Regions from separate parts of the Mus musculus genome. Here region 2 is linked to region 1. Evidence: chromatin contacts called from ENCODE Hi-C or POLR2A ChIA-PET data. All regions are on one chromosome and are shown on one strand. The core of a region is the stretch at or near the end of the contact, and the rest is flanking DNA. Distances in the headings are between cores, read along the strand shown. Region 1 holds the start of Tmem242 (transmembrane protein 242). Region 2 has its middle 9.7 kb from the start of Gm29050.

The links. A loop is a pair of places that touch in the nucleus more often than their neighbours do. ChIA-PET counts read pairs that join two places held with the same protein, here RNA polymerase II (POLR2A).
Region 2: a loop to region 1 is called in a map of T-helper 2 cell, with 2.9 times the contacts of the local background. The contact joins the enhancer-like site here to the promoter of Tmem242 in region 1. A Hi-C loop is called at or near these places in 1 of 37 maps with a recorded cell type or tissue (T-helper 2 cell). POLR2A ChIA-PET finds 5 or more read pairs at or near these places in 5 of 5 experiments (Patski and embryonic stem cell).

What each region holds. Positions count from the first base shown.
Region 1 is chr17:5,438,946-5,444,137 of GRCm38, reverse strand. Tmem242 (transmembrane protein 242) reads left to right here and starts at 3,878. Exons shown (of 4, transcript NM_027457.4): 1 at 3,878-4,005; 2 at 4,506-4,606. The coding sequence starts at 3,921.
Region 2 is chr17:5,399,171-5,404,410 of GRCm38, reverse strand. No RefSeq gene overlaps it. Among named protein-coding and RNA genes, the nearest start is that of Gm29050, 9.7 kb to the left of the region's middle. Within about 2 kb of position 2,294, at least 1 of the 3 ENCODE cell types and tissues checked has a DNase peak (open chromatin) inside an H3K27ac peak, as active enhancers do.

The DNA.
Region 1 (5,192 bases), core at 2,629-5,128:
CCTGCATCCCCCTCGAGGAATCGCTGTCTGGCTATGTAAAGGAAAAGCCTGCTGTCTGGCAGGAGACTGCTCTGCAGCTTGCGAATCACCTATCTGAAGCTAGCCTCTTTTTTCCCACAGAGACAAGCTGAAGCCGAAGGTTGAAAGTCCTAGAGCTGGAGTGGTGCCAAGGGTTGAGAGCACTCACTGTTTTTCCAGACGACATGTTTGGTTCTAGCACTTGTGAAAGGTGCCTCACAACCACTTGTAACTCCAGCTGCAAAGGATCCCACACCCTCCTTGGATACCTATGTGTGTGTGTGAGAGAGAGAGAGAGAGAGAGAGAGGGAGAGGGAGAGAGAGAGAGAGAGAGAGAGAGAGAGAGAAGAGAGAAAGGAGAGAGAAAGAGAAGAGAAGAGAGAGAGAGAGGAAAGAGAACATATATTCACACAGGCACATGAAATGAGAAGAAAAATAATTTCAAAGATTCATAAAACAGCCCCCCCCCCAATAACTTGAACATGAAGTTCCTGATTTTGAGCACTGTAGACACAGAAGACCTTGTACAACACTATCTCTAAGAAATGTTTCCTTTTGGTGTTCTCTCTGGGATACTTGGAATGTGGTCCCAGTTACAGAGCCAGGAATTCCCGTCCTTGATCTTTAAGGACTTCTGAGGCTCTGGAAAACAACCAAAGAGCCAGCCAAAGTGCCAGCACCTTTATAAAACCAGACAGGGCTCACACAGGTTGGAGGCACTCAGACAATGAGACAGGCCTTGGGGCACGGGACTCTGCAAGTTCCCTAGATTTAAACATAGTCTCCGTTCAAGCCCTTAGGGTAAACAATAACATAATCCTTGAAATAAAATGTGTCTGTGCTTTTGGTGGGATGCAGCAAAGAAAGAGATCATAAAAAGCTCTCCATTTGCAGACACGAAAGTTCTTAGACCTTTCTTGGCTCAGAAGCTCTGGCACGGGGCCAGCAGTCTGTGACCACCAAGCCCTTCTAGGTAACACCAGAAATTAAGCTCAGATGAAGAGTACCTGCCCATCAATTAAGGAAGAACCTGCTTTGAAAAGCCAGGACTGCCCCTCAACAGCTGTGTGCACTTGAATGTGTTATTCTTTCTGGGTTTATAGAGAGGATTAAATGAAATAAAACATTTGAAACATTAAGTGTGGTGCTGTACTTTGACAGCTTCCCATCAATCACTGTGACAAAGCACTGGAGATAATTAACATATAAAGGAAAGGAGTCTATCTTTGCTCACAGATTTGGAGACTCCAGTCACAATGTGTTGGTCCAGATTAGGTAGATTCTGTCCCATCCATGCAAATGAACAAACAAGAAAGTTGTAGGCAAGGGTCCTTTCGCATCGCCATCACGATGAGAAGAGGCAGTAAAAGATCCTGACAGAGAGTAAAAAATTATTTAAGCCCCTAGATCTGTGTCCAAAATAGCCCCATTGTTCCAGGATGCCAGGTGTTTGCAGTTTTTGCCTTTCTATAGCCCAATGCCAGGTGTTTGTGGTTTTTGCCTTTCTATAGACCAATGCCAGGTGTTTGTGGTTTTTGTGTCTTTATAAACCCCTTACCCCTTGAGCTCATTGTCAACTCTTCTATCCCTGGGAGGGATACCAGTTGTCCCCAGTGCACTGATCTTGTTTGTCTGTGTTTCCTCTTTTGTTTTCCTGACCCCTTGAGCTCGTGGTCAACTCCTCTACCCCTGCATGGGATACAAGTCGTCCCCAGTGCACTGGTCTTTCCCAAATAAACCTCTTGCAGTTTGCATCAAGACTGTTTCTCGTGAGTGATTTGGGGTGTGGCCTATCCTGAGTTAGAACGTGGGGGAGTCCTCACGTTGTGGGTCTTTCAGCAGCAGAGCAAAGTCGTCCTTTTCTTTTAATAGGGTCTTTCTATGTATCCCTGGCTGGTCTGGAACTTCTTATGTACACAAGGCTGCTCTGCAACACACCCACATGCACCACCACACCTGGCATCCATTCTGGCCTTGAACAGAGCAAGGACAGGAAGAGGAAGAGGCTGTGGTCTCACAGTCCCTCTTGAATTAGCCAAAGCTGGATTTATAGGCCACACCTCTCAGTGACTTTGAACCACTAGGCCTCATGGTTCAAAAATTCTGCCAGCTCTGAACAGTATCACCTGATGGGCTCTCAGTGACCCAAAAAGATATAGCAAGGGCATATAGGAAGCATCCAATATGTTAGCAGCTATAGTCACTATTATTATATGTGACAGGAAAGGAGAAGTATAAGTCCTTCTTGTAAGTGCCTACAAGTGGGCACAGTATTTGCCCACTTGTAAGGGGCCTTCCCAGACTCTGAAACTAGGCTTCTAAGGAACTGGACAGAAACAGAGCAGTTGTCCTCAACCAAGCCTAGCATCAGATCTCATGCTGCCCCAGACTTTCAGAGATAAAGTCTCTAATGGGAGAGACTGGGCAGCTTTAACCGTTCGTATGTAATGCTTTAAAAACTACTAGAATCAATGATAACAGCAATTAAAACGCATATTATGTGTGCCAGACACTATGCTAACTCCATCACACTCATAACTTTTAAAAGATTGAAACTGGGTCTTGTTACCTAGGTTAGATTTGAATTTATCCTCTTGTATCAGCTTTTCAAGTGGTCAAGAGGGATGTACAACACACACACACACACACACACACACACACACACACACGCACCTCTTCATTCAAAAATCCTGTGAGGTACTGTTTCCATAGTTAATAATTGAGGGGAACGAGGTAACGAGAGGCTATATGGCAAACACCAAGTTCACACAAATAAGAAGTGCTTTACGACCTGAACGCAGGTCTGAGCTAATAAATGCATTTAACTGCTGCAAAAACTAATGCTTTCATTTACCCGTCCCTCGGACAGGCATTTATTATACATGACCAGGTAATACACTGAGAGCTGGGGAATATCAAATGAGTATAGATAACAATCTCCACCCTCAAGATGCCCATGCCCTTAAAGTGCTCAGAAAAAGGCTAGAGGCTAAAGAACTGGCTTCATTTTAAAAGATGATGCCATATGTCTTAGGTCTCCCTTTGAGAGGCTGAAAACGTTGGCTACTTCCCACTACTCTTCCCTCAATAGCCATTTACTCTGTCCGTAGACCCTGGCACATCGTCCTCCCAGGCCTGCTTGCAGGCTGCTAAGGATCCCAGCAAGTCCGGGGCAGCCTTGGAGCCCGTGTTAATAAGCTTTGAGAGAGGGCCTCTGTACTCTGCTCTCTAGATTGGCTCAGTTCATTCAATCATTTAGCCAGCCCAGCGCGTCCACTGGGGGCGGGCAAATCAGATCTTGGGAAGGGCGTGTGCTTCGAAGCTGGTGAGATGTTTCTCTTCCAGAATTGGGCATGTCACTTAACCCTGAAATAACTATTTCGAAATTTCTCAGAAAGAAGCGGGGAAAATATTGAGGCTTGCTTTTTAGAATCGTGGTCTGTTAGTGCGGACCAAATCCTTAGAAGCAGTGCAAGTGTATCTGGAGTGGTAAACAGCTCCAGGATCCAAGCCAGGCAGATGGGCTCCCGGCTCCATTTGCGACCTCTCACTGCCTCCTAGAGTCGGAACTGAGTATTCTTCCAAGTAGGGAAAACAAAACAAAACCAAAAAAAAAAAAACCCAAAACCTTACTAAAGTCCAACAGATCATCACCTTGCAAGAAGGCGAGTGATCCTCCCAGGAGGGCCGTCTTGTGGGGCGCCGCCCTCGGCTCTGGGCTGGGACAGAGAGCAGCCTTTCTGTCTTCTCTCACTGCAAGAGTGTTAAGCGGGGAAAGTGGGAAACCCGGACCTTTCTTCAGGTTGCACAGGGAAGGCAGCCGCGGAACCTTTCTTCTCTCTCCCTTGAGCTTCCACTCGGGCCTCTTTGGTAACGGAAACAGTAGAGTAGGAGACTTTAAAATGGAGACCTCGGGTCCTGGGCCCGGGGAGTCCTCTGAATTAGAAGCTCCAGGGTCTCCGGACGATCGGTTGTTTCTGGTTAAAGGTATGCTTGCTCTGAGCTGGGATGTGATGTTCCGGAACACATTCTTTTCTGAGAGCCCTTATTCTGAACTCAGCCAGTGGGGCCCATATGTCACTCACCAGGTGAAGTCTCCTTGGGCAGGGGCGGGTAAATCCTGCCATCTACTCTCCAGTCCATACTGTATTTACCCATCCTTATCTATAGTTTTTCTTGTGCCCTGCCCTTTTCTGATTGCCACGATCTCTTCTTCCCGTGGAAAAACTTCGCGCTGCTGTCCTTGAGGACAGAGAGAAGGGAAAAAAACCCATTCTCAGCCCTGAAGAACTGAGCTTCAGAGCGTACCCTTGAACCAGAAACCCGAGGTCGTGAGATCACGCAGGTTTCTCAGACCCACTTCACAAGAGCCGCCTAGCCATGATGTTTCGAGTTTTGAATGTAATCCTGAAAGTTTCTGATACTTCGTTGTGCAATTCTCTTTAATTTAAGTTTTATTTTTAATCCCTTCTCTCAATTCTTGGCAGGTGGAATTTTCCTTGGTTCTGCAGCCGCAGCGGGAATGCTAGCTGGATTTGTTACAACATTATCATTAGCTAAAAAGAAAAGCCCTGAGTGGTTCAATAAGGTTTGTGACTCTGAAATCCATTCATAGCATTGCTATTGTTTTTAACAAAGGACAGCTTTTTGCATAGGAAAAAATAGTGACCTTCATTCACATGGTTTTGAAAATACACCCACAAACCCTCATGGGTTTAAGAAGTATACTAGTTGTCAGTCTTGATTTTTTTTTCCGTGTGCTTCCTTAAAAATTAACAGAATGAGGCTTTGAAGAATAACTGAGCAAAACTTTGGAAACATTGTTTTCCCTACAGCATGAATAAGTAATTTAGTATTGATAATAAGAGACCTTGCTTTGAAAGAAAAGCAATATCACTTAAACTATTGGTGCTGGTTGCAAGAAGTATATTTATTTCATAGATGTTAAAATTTTAACATTTTTTTAGAATGAGTGAAAACTTTGTTTTTGTGTTTTAATGCAAGGGCCGCAGTCGCTATAAAGTGCCTGGCACACAGTAGGTGCTCATAAAGTGTTGGGTGACTAACTATATCCACTAGAGACAGAAGATCATTATTCTGTTAGCAGGATTGTACATTTGCTGTTTGTCGTGTGCCTGCTTTCCCTGGTTGGTGGGGAATTTCTTGATGTGTAT
Region 2 (5,240 bases), core at 1,045-3,544, 38 kb after region 1:
CATCCCTAGCACCTCTCCTCCCAAGGCTACAGCCTCCTCCCTCTGAAGGCACAGCCAAGTTGACCCGGAACTGATAGAATTAAGTATATAGCAAAAGAGAACTTACTAGATTGGCTAACATGGTACTGCCAGAGTAGTCCAAGGATGGCTCTCTTATGGGGGAAGCTGAAAACTCAGGAGCTGATAAGTGTTTGAGGCTGGGTACCGCAGGAGTCCTACTGTAATGCAGGGGGCCTAAGGAGCCTTGGAGAGCTGACGGTCTTCAATTCACATTGCAAACCTGAAAAGCTGGTGCTACTATCAGTGAGTGACTGGGCAGCAGCAACAGCAGATGAGTTTGCCAGTGCTTCTTCTCCTTTTATTTGGGCTGCTCCCAGGAGGTACCACCCACATTTAGGGTGGGACTTCCCACATCAATTAAAGCAATCAGGATAACCTACCACAGGCTAACCTCACGCAGACAATCCCTCTCTGAAGCCCGCGGGTGATTCTAGGTTAACAACTTAACCATCAAAGGCCCACCGTCTGTGTCTCTGAAATAGGTATAAGATCTCCTGTGTCACTGTGTTAGTGTGTAAAGTGGACTGTGTGAATAATACAGCACACACCTCGTGTCTCTCCTAACCCCTGCCTGCACTGTTAGCACACAGAAGCAGAGGTGAGTTAGGTAGCACTATCACCAGCCAATTCCCTGTCCCTTACATGTCTGTCTGTCACCCCATCTCTCTCTCTCCTCTCTCTCTCTCTCTCTCTCTCTCTCTCTCTCTCTCACACACACACACACACACACACACACACACACACACACATTTTAAGAGACCATGGAACATCTACAGAGACACGAGGAAGGCTGGGATTCCTCCATGTTGGGGTGACCAGGACCCAACAGTTTACTCCAGTGAGAGAAGGGGAAGTGTAGACTTAGCTGTTGTCCTGACGGAGCCTGTGGCTCTGAGGAACCATAGCCATTACAGAATTACAGAATTGCAGCCTACCTGGGGTGGGGTCTGAGCAAATGCGTATCTCATGGGTCCCCTAAGCTTGCTTTTGTTACCTCTTGGCAGGTTACCCCTCTCAGTATGATGTTCTAGGCACCTGCCAGTTCCCTGAGGGCAGTGGCTGATTGCACTCAACAGTCTACTTTGGAGCCTTGTGTGCTTGGGGACCCTGGGTGGCTCACTTGTTCTGTCCAGAACGTGGGAGACTGGTGCTGCAGATGCAATGGCCCCAGCCAAGGACCACTCTTCTGTTTTGCCATGCGTCCCAGAAATGCATTCTTGCAGCAAGTTCTCTAGCTACTGGCAGTTACCTTCCTAGACCACAATATAAGTCACTGCAGCCTCATTCCCTTGAATTCTACCCCTCCACAGCCTCTATGTTCACCGGCCTGAAAAAAAAAATCAGCCTAGTGTCACTGTGCCCTCTAAGCAAGCCGTTGCCATTCTTGGTAACTCCCAGACTTGGACTTCTGGACTGCATAGCAAACCATCGCTTTCATCCCAGCCACTAGGGCCAAGGGAGCCAGCTGAAGGGCACCATCTGCCCTGCAGAGTGCCAGCAGGGGGCGCAGAGTCCTGCCAGAGTGACCAGAGAGGGTGGGGCTGACTGGCTGGAGCCTCCGGGTATAGGCTGTGGCCTGCACCTGTGGGTCTTACTCTTTTGTTAAAGGGAGTGGGACAGAGCAAAAGGATCTGGCAGCATCCTCCCGCAACACACACCAATAGCGGGACATACTGTGCACCGGCCGACAAGGGACAGGCACAGAACTTCTTAGCTGACCAATATTTGAGCCGGGCAGGAGGGAAACCCATCCGAAAGGACAAGCTTACAAAAGGCTTTGGGTTGGTGATTAAGACTAGATTTAGATTTGGTTTATAAACAATGCAAATAGAAAACAAATTTTCTGAGTTTGGGACAAATGACATTGGTATTTTCCTTCCTTCCTTCCTTCCTTCCTTCCTTCCTTCCTTCCTTCCTTCCTTCCTTCCTCAGAGGCACAATTGTTATGGTTGGCACTAGGTAGGGACATGGCACAACTAGACAGATAGCCATCCTGTTAAAAACTTGGAGTTTCTCGCGAGGGAAAAGGGAAAGACACCAGAAAGAGTGGAAAGGACTAGAGCGAGGCACTATCCCCAGCAGCCAGGAGGGGGCGCAGAGCCCGGCGGGAGTGATTCTAAGGCTGCGAGCAGGAGGGCGTGGCCTGTGTTCTGAACCCCCTGGAGCCCTCTGGAGCCCCCTTCCTTCTGGTAGGGGAGAGCAAAAGGGAACATGAGGCCATGCTGTAGCTGGGCGGGACCTCTACTTGGTCTCCCCAAGTGGAGATGGGGCACAGCTCTCTGGCTGGGAGCGCAGAATCTACTAGGGCTCCTGTCTTGCAATCTCCAGAGAGCTCCAGGCACGTCAAGAAAAGCTCTGTAGGCGCTGGGTTCTAAGCACTCATGAGCAAGAGGACCTTCTAGAGACTTCTGTTGCCAAGCTCAGGGAGACACAGCGATTCTGAGTCCCACTGGAGGGACTTAGATAGGACTCAAGGGATAGGAGGGGGCGCACAGTGGCTGGCCCTAGTGGTGTTTGCTATATTCAGGAACTATTATTAAAGCTTTGTCACATACAGCCTCACAACGGGAACGTCGTCATCATCATCATAATCACCACCACCATCATCTCTATCATCATTGTCATCGTCGTAGGCGTCATCGTCAGTACCGTGAGGACAGGGAACAGTGTGCCTAGAAAAGTCAAAGAATATCCTTGCAGAGTGACACAGCTGAGAGTCAAATCAGACAGAACAACCGAGTCCCTGTCACACGCCCAAAAAGCGTTGTGGCTCAGACTCAAGGCCACGTCTGACTGTGGGTGAGAGGGGAAACAAACCGGAAAGTTCTGTATTTCCCGACCAAGGGCAAGACAGGAATGGAAGACCCGGTACCGCATGCCTGTCTAACTGCTCTTACAGGGCCAGCTAACAGACTCCTGCTGTACTACAGGAGACCAATATGCCACTACAATATACTCCGCTGCATTCCTGGCCTGGTACAGCATCATAGATCAGAGGGTGGAGTTAAGATCTTGAGGCTCAGGGTGGGGGTGGGGAGCGTGAGAGGTGCCCTGGGTAAAAGCAGATACAAAAGCCATACAAATGTGCTGACCTGAGTTCAACCCTCAGTAAGTAAGGTGTAAGGTGAGAACTCACTCCAGAGAATTGTCTCTAACCTCCGTATGTGTGCCATGCCAGCGCCGCCGACCATGTAATAATAGATAGATGCTAATATGTTAAACAATAATAATGAATTAGTATTCTCAGAGGCCCCAATTCCTTGCCCTCAGCTCTGGCTCCATACCTGTTCTGTTGGTCCTCCTCTGCATATCTTTACTGACAGCAGTCCATAATGAAAGTGCCCTGAATCTCTAGCCACCCTCCCTGCCTCACCTCGGGCCCCGTGGGCTTCTGGGACCTTGGCCTTAAAGATTTGGTCACGAAGAAGCCACAGAAGTGGTGACCTTGGTGAGAAGGGGCTGGACTTAAAGCCCAGGCCCTTTCCTGCTCCTGACACCCAAGGCAGGGAGTGCCCCGCCTTTGCCTTCCTCAGACAGGAAAGGCCAGCAAGACTTCTTTCTTCCCTCTGCTTCAGCCACCAGAAAGCTCAGAACTAAATGGAATCTCGACTCACACAGACTTTACCCCTTTCTCTGCTTCCTCCTCCTCCTGTGCCAGTTTTTCCATTTTCTCGGCCCATTTTAGCAACTTCACTGTGCACACGTCTTTTATTGGAAGCTGCCTCTGGTCTTTTTAGAAGCCGACAGGGTATAAATTATAAATAAAAATAACGGCTGCTAAAATCCTCCCGTCGCCGCTTTCTTATTTCGGGAGGTATCTGAAATCCTGACTTGGCATTGAAGATAAATTCAACACAAAACATCTTGTGCACCAACATATTTTTAAGTTTTCGTTTCTATAAAAGATCTCAGCTTGCTGCAAGCCCAGGCACCTAACTTCTCCAAGCAGCCGGTAAACAGAGGCAGTAAGCAGAGCCCTCCACAGGGGCACACCTCTTCCTTAAGCAAGCGCTGTTTAAAATCCTGGATTAGACAAAGGATTAATTTCACCTGAACTAGGGAAATTAGCATATGAAAAACATCTTTGTCTTTGTCTTGGGCTGTTATTATTTTGTTTTGAAGTATTATCCTATGAGGTTAGATATTTCACTATTTCCCATGAAGAAACTGCACATACTCACCTGTGCTTGGGGGCACACACAGGCCAACCTCCAATCAGGTGTGGCTCCTGTAGGCTACCATGAAGCCCTCCAATCAGGTATGGCTCCTGTAGGCCACCATGAAGTCCTGCTTGCTTTCCTAACCACAATCTAGAAGGCAAGCTCAGTCCTAAGAGTTGTTCATAAAGTTTCTTTTTAATTTTTTAATTTTTAATTATGTGCATATGCATGTGTTTGAGTGTGGATTTGTGTACGTGAGCGTAGCACCCTTAGAGGATGTCCGATCCACTAGAACTGGTGTTACAAGTGGACTGGACTCTGGTCCTCTTCAAGAGCGGTACAAGCTTCTAACGGCCGCACTCTGTCTGCAGCTTCACAAATGACAAGGTTTTGGTGCCTCTACCTCAACTCCTCTGAATCCAGTTTGTCCCTGATCCTGGCCAGGTGGCCTGTGTTACTACCTCTGCCCTCTCTGGAGCTCCATGGCTCACTCATTCCTCTGCCATGACCTTAGTTATCTATTGTGGTGGTTTGAATATGCTTGGCCCAAGGAGTGGTGCTGTTGGGAGGTGTGTCCTTGTTGGAGGAAGTTGTCACTATCTATGGGCATGGGCTTTGAGAGAGCCTCTTCCTAGCTGCCTGGAAGCAATCTTCTCCTGTTTGCCTTTAGAATGAGACATAGAACTCTCAGCTCCTCCAGCACCATGCCTGCCTGAATGCTGCCATGCCTCCTACCATGATGATAATGGCCTGAACCTCTGAACCAGTAAGCCAGCCCCAATTAAACGTTGTCCTTTATAAGACTTGCCTTGGTCATGATGTCTCTTTACAGCAATGGAAACCCTAGCTAAGACACCTACCTCTCTCATCTTGGGCCATCCTTCAAACCAAGCTTACCTGGGCTCCTCTGGGTGGATTTGATTTTCTTCCTTTTAAACCACAGGAATGGAAGGCCAGCTACCTAGAGAGGTACCAAGTTCTAACTGTGGGTCACAGTTCAAACAGATCTCCCTACTTCAG